Linked DNA regions of Homo sapiens: region 1 is linked to region 2. A link is a loop called in an ENCODE intact Hi-C map of the cell type or tissue named here. Cell type or tissue: heart left ventricle. All regions are shown on one strand. Each heading gives the region's core, and the rest is flanking DNA. Links, peaks and the distances in the headings are about the cores only. Region 1 overlaps STK32C (serine/threonine kinase 32C). Region 2 overlaps INPP5A (inositol polyphosphate-5-phosphatase A).

Evidence for each region. Peaks named below come from ENCODE experiments on the same cell type or tissue, not always from the same donor. Only the 100,000 strongest peaks of a DNase experiment are listed, where the experiment ranks them.
Region 1: it touches region 2 in a loop (6-fold over the local background); 13 of 110 quality-filtered maps call a loop at or near these places.

The regions. Positions count from the first base shown.
Region 1 is chr10:132,227,602-132,232,960 of GRCh38, reverse strand. STK32C (serine/threonine kinase 32C) reads left to right here. Exons shown (of 12, transcript NM_173575.4): 3 at 4,833-4,984. Among named protein-coding and RNA genes, the nearest start is that of DPYSL4, 43 kb to the right of the region's middle. RefSeq lists an enhancer at 2,629-2,708. In heart left ventricle, for the core only: no CTCF peak of the experiment used is centred there; DNase peaks (open chromatin) are centred at 300, 920, 2,540 and 2,970; H3K4me3 peaks cover 677 bases.
Region 2 is chr10:132,651,703-132,657,061 of GRCh38, reverse strand. All of the region lies in intron 4 of INPP5A (inositol polyphosphate-5-phosphatase A), which reads right to left. Among named protein-coding and RNA genes, the nearest start is that of INPP5A, 120 kb to the right of the region's middle. In heart left ventricle, for the core only: a CTCF peak has its summit at 2,166 (motif pointing left); a DNase peak (open chromatin) is centred at 2,158.

The DNA.
Region 1 (5,359 bases), core at 123-5,122, 420 kb after region 2:
ATTACTTGGAAAGAGAAAGAGCTTGGGTGAATCACTTAAATCTGCCAAATGCATAAACAGCATTTGGTTGAATTGGCAGTCACATGGCTGCAGGCACCAGCCTGTTCCGGGTGGCGCTGTGGCCTCCCCGTCAGTGGCGTTTCATAGGAAAAGCCCAGGGCTCCGGGTGGCGCTGTGGCCTCCCCGTCAGTGGCGTTTCATAGGAAAAGCCCAGGGCTCCGGGTGGCGTTGTGGCCTCCCCATCAGTGGCGTTTCATAGGAAAAGCCCAGGGCTCCGGAGCCCGGGGTTGGCTTGTTCCTCTTTGTGGTGAGACCTCAAACTCCATTTTCTCTTTGGGCTTAAGTTGGTGATTGGAGGAAGCGGCTGGGAAAGCAGGGACCAGTTTCCTGGAGGAAGCGTTTGAGTCGGACCTGCCTGCCCTCAGCCCCCCAGGCCTGGTCATAAAAGGCCGCCGGTTTCCAGTCTTTTTTGTAAACACTGCTCTGCGTGATCTCGGGTGCTGAGGTCCCTCCAGACAGAGACTGCACCAAACCCAGGGCTTTACGCCACCGCTCGTTGGAGCCTCCTGCATCAGGGGCCCGAGGGAGCCTGCCGGACCCGCCCTCTTCTCTGTTGTCTTCACCTAAGAGCACTTTGATGTGATTGACTTAATCAAATCCATTTCAACGGAAAACCCCACACCACCCCAAACCACCTTCAACGTGCCTGACAGTCCAGGCCTCAGAGGGCGGGTCCTAGTGATAAGGGGCAGGACAGGCTCCCCACCTGCTGGCCTGGGTCAGAAAATGGTGAAGGAGATTAGGGGAAGTGGGCTGCTGGGTTGGCAGGTGCTCCGGTGAGGGCGCAGCGTGAGCGCAGGTGAGGCTGCTGCCTGCAGGCGTGGCCGCAGGTGCTCAGAGTCTGCAGGGTGTTATCAGGGATGCAGAGACACAGGAGGCGTGGAGAAAGCGAGTTTCCCGCCACAACCAAGTTCCGTAGCTCAGTGTCTGCAAACAACAGAAGTTTCTCTTGTAGTCCTGGAGATGGGAAGCCTGAGACCTGGCAGGGTGGGCCCTCTGGGCGGCTCCGTGGGAGGACCCGCTGTGCCTTCTCCCGGCGTCTGGTGGCTGCTGGCCACTCGTGGTGTCCTCAGCTTGCCGCCATGTCACTCCATTCCCAGGCTGGCATCTTCACATCACTGCCTCTGCTCCACCTTCACACTCCCTCGCCCCCATGCCTGCGTCATCTTCTCTTTTCTGTCTTTTATCAGGGTGTCTATCATTGGCTTTAGGGCCCATCCCAATTCAGGACCTCCAGATCCTCAACTTAATTACATCTTCAGAGACCTTTATTCCGAATAAGGCCACATTCCGAGGCTCCTGGTGGCTGTGTCTTTTGGGGACGCACTCGGGCCTGCTGTGAGGGATCGAGGCGTTTCCACCAGGGTCTCCAGGGAGGCACCATGGCCACTCACCCTGCACTGCCAGTACCTTGCATGGGGCTGGCATATAGGAAGACTTGCAAGCTTTTCTTGAACTGCAGTTGAGCTGAGAATGTTCCAGGACACAGAGCCCAAAGACTCGGGAGACCTGAGTGTAACCCTGCCTCCCCTTGCTCCTCAGGGCAGCTCCTCCCACAGGGCCAGGCCAGGGGCTTGGACTGTGGCTGATGGCTCCACCATCCAGGCAGTTTGTTTCCCAGGTGGGGTAACAGGCTGGAGGCAAGTGGATCTGCTGCTTTGTTCTGGTGGACAGCAGAGCCGTGGGTGTGCGAGGCCAGGCCCTGTCTCGAGGTGGCTCTTCTGTCCCTGCTCCCTGGCTGTGGGTGATGGGATGCGTGTGACGGGGAGAGCAGGCTTGGGTCACAGGGCCAAGGGGCTGGTCCCAGATGGAGCCCAGGCCACATGCTTGGGAAAGCGGGTGGTCCTGGGTGAGCCTGTCTGGCAGGAGGGTGAGGTCCTGTCTGGAGTAGACACCCGGTCTGTGTCCGCCGCACATGTGACAGGGCCCAGAGGGCACGGGAAGCCCAGGTGCCCTGTCCCCTGGTGAGTGGGCTGTGGGGGTTGAGCACCCCAAGGGAAGGCGTGTTCTTCCAGAGATTCCCCCGTAAGAGCTGAGCTGCATCGTGAGCAGGAGGGGCAGAGGGAGCCTGGAGAGGGTTGGGTCGCCTGGGCAGGCAGCTTTCTGGGGTGGTGCACAAGCGACAGAAAGCCTGAGGCTTGGGACCGGCTGAAGACGGCCTTGGGCTGCGGGTGCTGGCGCCGCTCCAGGCAGAGGTGGGCTCTGCAGCCCCCCCCCCCCCGCCAGCTTCCCCCCCAGCAGCAAGAGCCCTGGCCCCAGCCAGTGGCCCCAAGCCAGGCTCCTGAGGGGCAGAGGGTGAGGGCCGGATTTTCCACCATATTTGTCTCACAGCCTGTCTGGTCCCAGCCCCAGGGCAACAAACAGCCTTTCTGGAGCAGTTTCCAGACCTGCAGTGGCCGCCTTGAGCCTGCAGTGACCGTCTGCAGGAGGCCGCGGGTGCTGGGGCTGGCGCAGGAAAGCACCGTTGCTTCTGCGCCTGTGCAGAGTGAGGCTGGGGCTTCCATCCCGGGCACGGGACTCCTCGGCCTCCTGCGGCCGTGTGCATGGGAGGAAGGCCGTGCTGCCGAGCCACGCGACTCTGCCCCGTTGGCAGTGGGAAGCGGCAGGAGGGGGTCCTGCCAGGGGCAGCCAGGGGCTGCTGCAGCTTACGCTCACTGTCATTCTGAAACCCTCAACTGGCTTTCAAAATAACAATTTAAAAAATGGTCATAGGAAATGCAGGAAGTTCAGGAGAAATCCCGCCCCGCCCCGCCCTCCCAAGGCGGCCTCGTTCAAGCTTAGTCTCCGTCTGTTCTCGGGCTGCCTGCAGCTGCCCCCGCTCCTCAGCAGGTGTGGCCGCGTGTTCAGGAGCCCCCATCAGCACACGCGCCTCTGGGCAGCCCCCAACACAAGGCTCTTCCTGTCCCTTCAGGCTCAGCTTTCCCCTCCCACCGGGCAGGGAGGTGCTGAGGCCACGCCTGTTGTCAGCTTCCTGGAGAGGCCATACTTAGAGCCCATGGTGCCAGGCCAAGCCACTGTCTCCCGCACCACAGTGCTGCAGCCGGATCCACCCAGGCCACCGCTTGGCACCATCAGACATGCTTTCTTAGTTTGGGCCAGCCCGGTGCTCTGTGCACAGTGTGACTCCCAGTGGCCCCTTGCGGGAGGGAGGGTCACCGCTTTGCTTCACAAAAGGACTGAGTCTCAGGGAGGGGTCTCCAGTAAGGGCCCCGGAGCCAGGATGTGACTGAGACAGGTGCCTCCAGGGCCACACACTAACCAGTACAGGAACCTCTGGGGGCAGAATCATGGCCTCCAAAACACCCACATCCAAATCCCAGAACAAACATGTTACCATTCGTGGCAGAGAGGAATGAAGATTGCAGATTGAATTAAGGTTGTTAATCATCTGACTTAATTTTTTTAGAGACAGGGTCTCGCCCTGTCACCCAGGCTGAGTTCAGTGGTACAGTCGTGGCTCACTGCAGCCTCAACCTCTCAGGCTCAAGCAATCCTCCCTTCTCAGTCTCCTGAGTAGCTGGGACTACGGGTGTGTGCCACCACGCTTTCCGGGCATGCAGCCAGGAGCCCAGGGCCATCTGTGGCCCACCTTGAGATCCAGAATCATCCATTTCCTCCAGGCCCCCTGCTGGGCTCCAACTCCTTGAGGACCAGAGAGCAGAGGTTGTGGAAGGCCTTGGAAACGGGTCTGGATTACCTGTCCTGGGAAGGTCTCTCCCAACCTGAGTGTCAGACAGGGGTTAGCTCTGCTGCTCACAATTTTGTGCCTTAATTCCTGGCTTCCCTTTGGGGATCTTCATCCTCAATTCTGATTGACATCCTTGGCCACAAGGGACCCCCCTGCTCATTGATGCTTCTCACCCGTCACCTCACTCTCATCCTCACTGCTAAGCAATTAGCCGTGTGTTTGCGGCATCAGTGTTGACACCGATGATCCATGCTCAGAGGGTACAGGCCTGAAGAGCTATGTGGGGACTGGCGCCCCGGAGGGGGTCCCACTGTGGTGGCAGCGGTGGCCCCCAAGCCCCACGCTCACTCTGTGTGTCTCCTTGCAGGACAGGGTGAGGGGCCTTGGCCTCACGGTGTTGAGACGGGAGTCGGTCTCTGGAGTGTGGAGTGATGTGCGTCCAGGGTGAAGCTGCAGCCATGGTTGATGAGGCTTCCTGAGCGCAGGGCTCTGTGCTCAGTGGGTTTTCGCATTCATTCCCCAGTACCCCTCCGGGCTGCTTGCTGCTCCAAGCCCTGGAAAAGGATGTTGGGGTTTAGGAAGGCAAAACTCCATGCCCAGGTCGTGGCTGGTGAGGGGCGCTCCCCGCACAACCAGCCACTGCTTGGCTCCAACTCACGCCTGGATGCTGTTAGGCTGGACCCTGTCTGTTTGCAGATAGCGCCTGTTGACAGATGTGTCCTGCTGCAGACTTGAAACGCAGGACTGAGTCTCAGGGAGGGGTCTTCACTAACAGCCATGGAGCCAGGATGTCACTGAGACAGGTGCCGCCAGGGCCACACACTAACCAGTACAGGAACCTCTGGGGGGCAGAATCACGGCCTCCAAAACACCCACATCTTAATCCCCAGAGCAAATATGTTACCATATGTGGCAGAGAGGAATGCACCTGCCGCGTCTAGGAGGCAGAGGGGCTGCGGCGCGTCCCCAGGTGTCCCCTTGTGTCCTGACGATGCGTCCCCAGGCATCCCCATGCATTTCCAGGTGTCCCCACGTGTCCCCAGGCGTCCTCAGGCGTCCTGCCGAACAGCCCTGTGCCCTCCAGGTGTGCATTGTGCAGAAGCGGGACACGGAGAAGATGTACGCCATGAAGTACATGAACAAGCAGCAGTGCATCGAGCGCGACGAGGTCCGCAACGTCTTCCGGGAGCTGGAGATCCTGCAGGAGATCGAGCACGTCTTCCTGGTGAACCTCTGGTGAGCCTGCCATGGCCTCGCTGCAGAAAGACTTACCGTCCTGAAGCCGGGAAGGCACTGGCTATCCTCTCCTGCCCTTGGTGCTCCTTGGCCCTCGTGCCTCGGAGATGCCTCTGCCACCCACAGGCCCTCTCTAGCCCTCCTCATCTATCCCCCTTCCTGTGCCCCAGGCCTGGCAGTGGCCCAGGTGGCCATGACATGCTGGGGTTGGTTAATGCAGTGTCTCTTCTGAGCCTGCCGGAAGACCAGGGCTTCCCTACAATGGAGATGTGCTCCCATGGAGTCTCTGGCACTAGTCAGAGAGGGAGAGAGTTTAGGGACTGAAAAACTCACCACTGTCATCACCATCACCATCACCACCATCATCGCCATCAC
Region 2 (5,359 bases), core at 50-5,049:
TCTCCTACACAAGGAGCTCAGACTTCACTCTCTCTTCCTCAACGCCTCGGCTTGTGGCTGCCCCAGACCCAACTAGGTCATCGGACCCCAGGCTCAGGCCTGCCCAAGTCCCCACACAGCCCTGTCGCTGCTGTCTGCCCAGAGACTCCTGGCACATGGGGTCCCACGGTTCCCCACATGCACCATCTGGGCTGAGTGCCCAGGCCTGTGGAGCCCTGCTGCATAGGGAAGGGTGCACACGCCTCCGGGCCACCTGAGCAGCTGTGGAAGGGTCTGCACCGCCCTGGGCCCCTCCAAACTGTCTCCAGCTGCTGCATGTGAAAAATCCTCTCAGGAGCCCGGGGCAACCCTGCTTGGTGCCCTTCAGGACCGGCTCACCTGGCCCAGCTGGCTGGCTGCACCTCCAACCCCTCCTTCTGTCTATGTGGCCACAGAGGGGCTCAGGCAAGAGGCGAGGTGGGGCAGCCCGCACAGCCACCTCCTGTCCCCAGCCGCTCCTCCAACCCCCTCTTCTGCTGACTCCTTGACTCCAGCTGGGGTCCTGTGCAGCAGGTACCTTCCCAAGCAGGGGGGACCCTCCGAGGAGCAGGCACTCTCTGAGCAGGCACAGCTGGCGGGGGCAGGGGTGTCCCTGGAGGCAGTGTGTCCGCCAGGCCACACCTTCTCAGCCCTCTCCCGAAGCTATCTTAATTGTATCAGCAGATAAACCCTTCTGCTCCAACTTTAAGCCATTAAAAGGCATGGTTTCTTCAAACTTCTTCTGGGTGGGTGGATGAAGAGGAGAGTGGGGCTTTCCTTCTCACACCCTGACCCCACTGCCACCTTCCCTCTAGGAGTTCCTCCAGGTGGGTGGATGAAGGAGCTGCATGGAGAGAGGGTCTTTCCTCTTGCACCCTGTCCCCACTGCCAGCTTCCCTCTAGGGCTTTCAGTCCGGTCAGGACAGTCCTGGGCATGGGCCCCAGCAGTGCTCACAGCTCCCAGCAGGAAAGCTGCTGAAGCAGCCGAAGCTTTGAGAGGCCACGGTCAGTGCTGGGAGGCCTTGAAGAAGCTGCTGCAGGTGCCCACGCCAGGCCCTCCTGGCCCCACCAGTCTGCATGGGACCCATGCCCAGCCAGCCACAAGGCTTCAATGGGACTAGAGCCCAGGACACAGGCTGGGACCTACACTCAGGCGCCTGCAGCCCCACGCAGCCTCTCTGGGAGGGGCGGGTGACAAGCGAACCAGAGCCATGGATGGTAAGTCACCAAGCTGAGCTGGGAGGATGGGGTGGCCTTGGCTCCTACCAGGCCCCAAGCAAGCCTCAAGTCCCTACAGTAAATACATCTTCTGGGCTTCCCAGGTAGGCCAAATCAGCAGCAAAGCCCAGTGACAGGCCCCCCACCCCTCCCACTGCAGGGCTCCACTTCTGTGGTGAAACCAGATGCGGGTGACGTTAAACGAAAATGAATTTGCAACCTCTTCCTCACAGAACCCTCTTGGAAGCGGAGTTCAGGAAAGCCGTTACCCTGCGTCCTCTGGCCGACGTCGGCTCTCTGGGCGCTGACTGATGTGTTCTCGGAGCTCCCTGCGTGCCCGGCAGACAAGACACGGGATTTCTGTGCTGTTGGAGCTGTGGATCAATAGGCACTTGGCAGCCCGGGAAAGCCTCGCCCAGGCACTTCTTCAGTGTCGAGGCCTGTGTGGGAGGATGCACCGCGGTGGCTAAGAAATTTCTCTGGGTACCAACGTGGTACCGAGACCTCCACGGCGGGGCTAGCTCTGAGCCCTGTCTCCAGTGCTGTGGGTGGACATGTGTTCCCAGGGGTAGGGACACCAGGCTGAACCCAGGAGCAAGGGCTCTGACAAAGGCGCTTCAGGGATGAGGCACACAGACCGCCTGGCACTCAGGTGTCTTCCAGCCTGGCTCTCGCCACTTTTCCATTTTCCATGCGGGCGCAGAGCTCGGGGCTCAGCCTGGGCACCTCCTGGGGCCTTCTGCCCTGAGCCAGGCCCACCTCGCCTGGCGGAGTCGGTGCATGTCCATCCCAGACTCAGCCTCCCAAAGTGCTGGGATTACCGGCGTGAGCCACCGCGCCCAGCCTAATATCCTCATTTTTTAAGCATTAAAAGTTGCCTTCTGATCATCTCCGGTAGGAAACTCTCAGGCGCTGCGTGGGCGCCATCTCCTGGTGGCAATGGGCACCTGCAGGTCGCTCAAAGCCCCTCAGCCGCGTCCCCCCCACAGGCTCACGCGCCAGGCGCAGCTTCAGGTTCAATCGCCTTCTGGGAACAGGCCACTATTTTCTGATCCCTATTAATACCCGTGACAGCATTTATGTACAAGATAAATTCATTTCAATTTCCTTTTTCAATTAATGGCCTATTATTTGAACCAGACTCAGCTAAAAATATTGCTCCAATACCATCAATCTTGTAAAAATTAAATTTTCCTCCCTCTGACAGCCAGAGGGCACCTGGCTGGGGCAGGAGGGTGATTGTCTGGCTGGCCGCTGCTGCCCAGCTCTGCCCAGGACCCCGGGGAAGTCAGGCCCCGCCACACAGACACCCCGAGGGCCCCCAGCAAAGACCAGGCCACTGAGGCAGCCAGTGGTGGCCCAGGGGGCAGCGTTCCGAGGTCTGCCAGCCCAGTCTCAGTGACAAGACAGGGAGGACAGGCCCGCCTGGCACCAGCTTGGCATGAGCTAACTGGGCATCTGGGGCATCCTGGACCCTCCTACCTGCCAGGCAAGGCTGCCCTCCACCATCCACCTGGCCTAAAGCCTCACTCAGGGCCGTGGCTGTGGGAGAGATCAGGTCCGTGCCCAGGCAGGGAAGCCGGGGCTGGAGCCCACTGAGCTGAAGGGCGGCAGCAGAGGCACGGGAGCTCCTGCCAGGCCACAGTTCCCCGAGAGCAGGCCTGAGACCCACTCTCACTCCCAAGCCTTATCCTGTCCCATTTTCCGGAAACCCTCATCGTGAGGGTGACTGGAGGAACAGCCTCGGGGCCTCAGACACAGCACGGCTGCCTCTGGGTGGCCTGTTCAGCCGCCCTGGTGCCCCGCACCCTGGTTTCAGACATCTCAGAGACGTAATTGGGAAGCGTGTGTGCTGAAGAATGGGCTGCCAGGCCCACGTCACTGTCGGGCACTTTGAGGCACCAAGTACACAGCGGCTTCTTGAGGGGAGGGGCCCGGCCCAGCCCCTGTGCTTCCTCCCCTGAGAGGCACCTTTCCTTTGACGGGGGGCGCCGTGCTCCCCGCGCTGAAGGCTGCCGTACGATCTGCAGCGGGTGCAGACTATTTTGGCATCTCACAGATTTTGAAGGTTCTAGCTTTTCACATAATTTAAAATACCTTGTAATTCTCTTTGACTTGGGATTATTAACAAACAAGTTAATTTCCAAATATTTGAGACTTTTCCATATATCTTTTTTATTTACTTCTAATTTAATTCTTTTTGGTAAGAGAATGCGTTTGTATCCTTTCCATCTCTCAGAGGCAGGGGCAAGGTCTTTCTGGAACTAGACTCATGTGCCCTGGCGACTGTTTTGCTGGAACCACCCAGGGCCAGGGAGGAACCCTGGAAAGAAGGGAGAACAACCCCAGAGCTCGTACAGGCCTGGCACGGCCTGTGCCCGGCAGCCAGGTGCAGATGCCCAGATACGCACGCCAGGCAGAGTCTCGGGTGGACCTGAGCCCTTAAGCACAGGCCGCTCCGGACCCACCTGGAAAACCCTGAAAGCCAGGTGTGGAGGCAGCCGCAGCCCTCGGGGGCCTGAAGAAGGTAGCCAGGTGTGGAGGCAGCCGCGGCCCTCGGGAGCCTGAAGGAGGTTTTGCTGAGGCTTTCGCCCTCATGTGGAAAAACGTTTTGGTGGAAACAGAACTACAGCATGACGGCTGCCCCTCCGCCAGCCCATGTGTGCCTCGCTCTCAGGTATCCCAGCCAGGCTCGGACAGACGGAGAGGCCTGCTCTGGCCAGGGCCCAGCACGCGGGTGCCTTCTGTCGGTGGCTGCGTCCACCACTGCTCTGGCTGGAGAGCCTCAGATGCCAAGGGTGCGGGTGGCGGGCACTGCCCCTCCGCCCACCTGCACATCGGCCAGCAGGAGGGGACTGTGGGGTCCTCCTGCGGTGCAGAGCCTCCCGTCTCCACCCAGCCCTGTCGGTTTCGCGTCTAAGTGAGCTCTGATATTAGGGGCGCACGTTCACGACCGCTATGTCCTCCCAAAAAGCTGACCCCTTATCATCGTGAAATGACCGCTCTCAGCCCCGACAACACGCTCGTTCTGAGGGCACCCTGACATGCAGACAGCCACTCCTACTTTCTTCTAACGACTGTTTTACAAGGTACATCCTCCTCCGTCCCTTCACTTTTAAAATACCTGTGTCTTTATATCTAAAGGAAGCTGGAAAGAGCTGAGCGATGGTCCCCATGAGGAAGAGGTAGCTGGCGACTGGCACAGATGAGGCTCCCATGGCAGGGCAGCACGCAGAGACGGGGAGCAGAGCCCCACTCTTCCGAGGATGATGGGTGGCAAGGAAGGGCCTTCATGTAACTTGCTTTCAGCAATCGGACCTTGGCCTGCGTTGGTATGTTTATTCGGCTTGAAGCTTGTTGCAGTATTTGGATCTTTCTGTAAGTTTCATGGACTGATGAAGAAATCTGAGCCATGACATCTGTAAGCATCACCCTGTCTGCCTCCTTTCCCCGCTCCTCCTGGGGCTGCAGCCACACGTGTTAGGACACCTGGTATTTCACAGTGATTTCTATCCACTTTTCAGTCCTTCTCTCTGTTTCACTTTAATTTTGTGGCTGTCTTCAAGTTCAGTCACCTTCTCTTTTCTTCTGCAATGTCTAATTTGCTGCTCCCCCAGTGGTGTTTTTCTTTTTCATCTGAATAAGCCCCTACTTGGGAAACACATTACGTTGGGTCATGGCAGAGGAGAGTGAGAGGGTCAAGGAAGCTGCCATTTTATGGAAAGGATGGCAGAGCTGAGAGAAAGAAGCTGGTAGGGAGGAGGGACCAAGGGGGAGAGGGAGGAGGGACCAAGGGGGAGAGGGAGGAAGGCTGACAGGAGGAGCTACATCCTGAGCACAGGGGTGAGGGCCTTGGCTCTGGTGTGAGTGGGGGCCCCGTGGTCCCCGTGTGCCCCACAGAGCGTGAGGAGAGGCCGCTTGTGTGTGGGCAGCTGCTTGACAGGGCGAGGGTCGGAGACCGAACGGGGGATTCCCGGGATTGTACAGACTCCACTACTGGTGGGGACCACGCATGACAGCTGTGTGACCATCTCAGGGACAAGGACATTGATCAACTGGCACTGGATGCCCAAACAAGTGAGATGGCCCTTGAACCCAAACAGCAATGAGAGTCCCACCTGCA